Regions from separate parts of the Homo sapiens genome. Here region 1 is linked to region 2. The links are chromatin loops, found by intact Hi-C in ENCODE. Cell type or tissue: heart left ventricle. All regions are shown on one strand.

Region 1 (2,500 bases), 48 kb before region 2:
CAATCCTCGGGAGGGACTGAGTAAAGAATGGAAGAACCAGGGGACTCGTTAGAACTGTTGCTGGAATTGGGATATGGGGTTTCCTGAAGAAGTGGTGCTTTCCACACCATCCGTGCTTCCCATTGCCAGGCATAACTGGGAATGAGCTTTGGAAACAGGTCCTCTGTGGCCACTAAGTACTTCTTTATGCAACATGGTTTTTATGTTAAATTGAATTTTATGTAATACAGCAAGCCCCCTCTGAACACCAAAACCAATTCTGAAAACCAAAACACCAAATGATCCTTTAGGGCTTACCATGTCTTTTCATTCAGATCTTTTGTTTTTATTTAATCAACACAGAGATCCAGTGTGAGAAGTTGTGACCATCCCCATTTTACAGATAAGTAAACTAAGGCTCAGGGAGACTGAACAGTCTGTCTCAGGTCCCGAAGTGGTGAAGGGTGGAGCCGGCATGTGAACTTGGGACTGTCTGACTCATCCCATTGCCCCATGGGTCCCAACATGCAAGACACTGTCCTAAACTTCTAGGGCAGAGAAATCTGCCAAGGAGCTAGTGGGGAAGACAGATAAGTACCCAAAATAAGTATGCTGAGCAGTATTTGAGTCATGTGTCTTTTATCTTTGCTATGAGGCAGACCTGGCTGAGCCAAGGACACTGCCTGAAGAGTAACTTTCACGGAGACAAAGCTTCAGATGGTGAATCGAAATGAGATGACTTAGTTTCTCAAGAAGGTCTGGGGGGTGCCCTTCACACACCCTCCTGTCATCTGGCTCCTCTATCAAGCTCAAGAGCTGCAGTTACTTACTTCTCAGATACAAGTGCAAATTATTAAAGACATAGCCGTTTACTCACTGGGTTAAAAGGAAATGCTGGTCATTCCTCTATGTATGGCCTGACTGGCTCTGCCATGAGGTCTCCAGCTGTTCCCTTCTCCACTCTGAGCCTTAGTTTCCCCAGAAGGACAGGGAGTGGGACTCTATGGTATGTGGGACTCTATGGTATACGGGCCCCTCTCTGTGCTGAGTGGTGGTAGGAGAAGACCAACCCATGGGATGGCGCTGGTCCCCCTCCAATGAAAGCACGAACCTCCAGAACCCAGTCCCCCACAGAAACCCTGACTGGATCCATTTCAGGTGGGAAGCCACCACCCAGTTACATATCCTGGTGTAGATGTCGCAGAAATTAGTGCAAGTGAGATGAAGAAATTAGTGCAAGTGAGATGAAGGGCATGCGATACCTCTTGAGGGCTGTGGGGGGATGAGAGCTCCAATCATATTTCCTGCAGCATCTTGGATAGCACCAGAGAGGCCAGACATTTGACTGGGTTAGGGCAGGGGCTCTGGAGTTGGAGCTGACAGGTTCAAAGTCCGGCTCTGCTGCTGACCAGCCATGGGCTGGGCCCCCAGCCAAGTTATTTCTTCTCATGGGACCTTAGCTTCCTTATCTGTAAAAGGAGGAAACTAACCTCCCAGAGGGTGATTATGAGGATTGAATGAGAGAATGCACACAGAAAGTGCTCAGTAAATGCTAGCAACAATGCCAGTACTTTCCTGATGTGATACCCATCAAATCTCACCAAGACCCTTCTGAAGTGGGAACTACTGGTCTTACTTCCCAGGTGGAGAAACTGAGACTCCCAGGACATGTTCATGCCCAGTCCTCACACTGGTCCTTCAGAGGTGTGAAGACACCGATTTGGTGTCTTTGCCACCTCCACCGAGGTCTGCTTCTACAGGCTATCCACCCCGGCTCCTTGGTCCCTGCCTGTGGGCCCCTCCCTACGTGGCCACTTTCTGCTCAGGTTCCATTTGTCCATCTTGCAATCTGTGCCACACAGCCTGGCAACCAGGTAGACCTGCCACACCAACCTGCACCACCCCCAGACACCATGACATCATCCAAGGCTCCTTGTCCCCTTCCCAACATTGGGCAGGGGGTGCCACATAGGCCTCGTGTGGGCCCAAGCTGCACCTGGCGGGGGTGGGTTGGGGACAGAGCAAGAAGGCCATTTCTAGACCCAACTGCTGGCCTTGCTGGTTGCTGTAAAGACTCCTGGGGTGATTCAAAGTGGGCCAGGAACAGAGTCTAGCCTGCTCTGGAAGGCTGGTGTCTCTGCCGGGTGGGAAGGGGGCTGACAGCTTGATGGAAGCCACATCACTTCCCTGTGGAGGCAGAGCTGCAGTCCACTCCCTGCAGCCAGCAGCCCGTGGTGGAACCTGACTGGGCATTGTCCTGGGGATTGGGATCCGACAAGTGGGAGTGGGGGTCTGGTGAGGCCACAGTCAGCTTCCTGGAGAAGAGCAGGCAACGAACACCCAGGGTTTGCTGTTTGGACGGCTCCAAGTATTTCTCACCAACAACTCTCTGAATCCTTAATTAAATTCCATGTCAGCCATTCTCAGAGAAGGGGAAACTTTCATTCCTAAGAAGTTGGGGCCACCTCACACACTCTAAGAGCTGTTTTTGTGACAACTGGGAAGTGATAACTGAGCCTTC
Region 2 (2,500 bases):
TGAGTAGTCATCGGCTATGGTCACCTGCAGGGAGGAAGATGGCAGGTGTGAGTCCACCTTTGGCTTTTTTGTTTCACATCTCTTCACAGCTAGGCTTTGGGCCTCAGCTAGATGAGCAAGGAGAGGCAGGGGAGGCAGGAACTAAAGCCGGCGCCCGGACTCAGGGAGCTCCACATCTCACAGGGGTAACGAATGGGACCCATACTGGCAGGGCTCCACTGCGATGAAGAGCCCTCTGAGCTCGTGCATGCCTGGCTGGCTCCAGGCACAGTGAGGTGAGAACAGAAGGGCATCTGGTGAAGGTAACAATGCACACTAAGCATGGAGGCGAGAACCTGGAGGGCATCCTCAGGGAATGTGAGTTGCTCGGTTTAATGGAATGGAAGTGGAGGAAAAGTTGGAAACGAGATCACAGAAAGCCTAGAAATGCTGACATGCTCCTGGTGCTGGCTGAGGCACAGAAGAGTTTGTCTAGAGATAATTAGCTCGGCGTTCCATTTCCCCAGACCTGGAACATAACCACGCCTTGGGTCATCAGACAACAATTTGGTGAGATCAACTACATACAAAGATCACTGTGGCCCCAGACAGACCAAATAAAAACACAAAAGCAGCTCAAGGATCGACAGACAGCCAGGGCCAGTAAGGACCTGAAAGCAACAAACCCAAAGACCCCTCGACAACACATGGGTAAACTGAGGTCCAGTGTGAGCAGAGGCTTGGCCAGATCTTCTGCCTCCCAGGGCCCTGCCTGAGCTCCCCACTTGTCTGTAGTCCAGAACACAGCCCCTGCCTCTTCTCCCCAGAGAAAAATTCTCCAACTCACAGACAAAGAGTGAGTCACCTGGGGGTGGGGGGCACTCCCATGAGAACCTGAGTATCTGGGATTCTAACACTTCAGAGACCACCGTTCCACGTTTTCCCTGGAGAAGAGTAAAAATTCTCGATTGCAGGCTCCAATTAAACATGGCAAGTGTTCCTCCCTCTTTTTACTTCCTAACCTTTAGGAGAGGCACAGAACCCACCGAATCCACGCCCCTCCTGCTTAGCCCCGCTTCATCATAAACTTGTCCTGGGACTTCCCTCTTGCCCTTTTTGGTCACATTTCTGGCAAAGACCAAGCCCTCAGCTCCTCAGCCAGTGCCACCCGGCTGCTTCTCTTGGGAGGGGGCAGGTTAGCGTTCCTCTCAACCCTTGGGGTTACATGAATTGTTATTTAAATTGTGGGTTTAATTAGAAACCACAGGAGCCTGTTCTCTCAGCTCCTGGAATGTAAGGCATTTGAGGGGCCTGCAAACTCAGGGGAAGGGAAAATCCCCCTTTGTCTGCCTGGTAAATGGCAGCTTGTGGCAGCCGTCCTGGCAGGGTGAGCAAGTGACCGCCAGCTGCCAGGAATGTGATGCCCGGAAAGGGACAGCAGGCGGCAGCTCTGTCCCTGGCAAGTGGCTGGAGGCCAACGGGAGGTTTAGCACACAGCGGTCACTGCTCCCCAAACAAGAGAAGCTCATCAGTGAAGACCGAAGCCCAGAGTGCCCAGCACTGGAGCATCTATGGCTCCCGCTGCCGCTACTCCACCACTTTCTCCGTGGCTGTGGCTCAGGCTCTGAGTCCCAGTGGGGACCCAGTAGGGGTGGCTTCCAGATGCTGACATTGTAATGGCAGCCTTTCTTGAGACTCACTGAGCTCAAATGACACCAGGCCAGGGAAAGAAGGGGTGGGAGAGAGCTAGGCCTTGCAATGTCTTTCATTTGCTATTTCTACTCTACCATTTGCAGAATACATTAGGGAGAAAATTATACACATAAACTGCTGTCAAACGGAACAGTTCAGATGCTGGTCAGGTGCAGGGTTTTGTGTCTCAGAGTTCAAGGGGCCAGACATCCAAATGGAGAAAATGAGTTGCTGCTGTGGATGACATCTAATCTTATTTCTCTTGTCCCAGATTTCCTCACTGTCTCTCTTCAACATGAACATGCTCCATCTATTTTGCAATAAGGAAGGGAAAAAATGTCTCCCCTGGAAAACAAAATCATTTGGGGGGATTTGCTGGCGGGGTGGGAGAGGCAGTTGGGTTGCAGTCTCCATAGTAATCTAGAAATCGCCATTCCAGCTCTCAGAAGTGCTCTGTAATTTGCAAACACAGAGGTTTGCAGGATATAAACCAAATCTTTGTTTGCCCTGGGACAGGAGTTCTGGAAGGACTGTGATTCAGCAAGTGCTACCTATATTTTCTAATTAAAATGAGATCTGAGCTCAGGCTGTCATGGAGCTGCGGCTGCCTGCTCCACTTACTTCCGTTTCAGTAAGAATGTACAAATCCTAAAACCAGGAAAAGCCCCTGGTCTCTGCTGACATATGGTTCCAGTTATACCTGCTGACAGTTGAAAATCCTTCCATTGAAAAAAAAAAAAAAGTCTAGAATTCTGTTAGTTTAAGAAGCAAATTGGAAAGTTCCTAAAATGTATATTTAATCAATTTGCTTTTGAACTTCAAAGTGAGG

Evidence for each region. A loop is a pair of places that touch in the nucleus more often than their neighbours do. Peaks named below come from ENCODE experiments on the same cell type or tissue, not always from the same donor. Only the 100,000 strongest peaks of a DNase experiment are listed, where the experiment ranks them.
Region 1: it touches region 2 in a loop (2.4-fold over the local background); 25 of 110 quality-filtered maps call a loop at or near these places.

What each region holds. Positions count from the first base shown.
Region 1 is chr9:37,967,911-37,970,410 of GRCh38, forward strand. All of the region lies in intron 3 of SHB (SH2 domain containing adaptor protein B), which reads right to left. Among named protein-coding and RNA genes, the nearest start is that of SLC25A51, 65 kb to the left of the region's middle. In heart left ventricle, no CTCF peak of the experiment used is centred here; a DNase peak (open chromatin) is centred at 1,391.
Region 2 is chr9:38,016,108-38,018,607 of GRCh38, forward strand. It overlaps SHB (SH2 domain containing adaptor protein B), which reads right to left. Exons shown (of 6, transcript NM_003028.3): 2 at 1-24. Among named protein-coding and RNA genes, the nearest start is that of SHB, 52 kb to the right of the region's middle. RefSeq lists an enhancer at 779-1,542 and a silencer at 1,225-1,519. In heart left ventricle, a CTCF peak has its summit at 1,415; a DNase peak (open chromatin) is centred at 1,444; H3K27ac peaks cover 1,604 bases.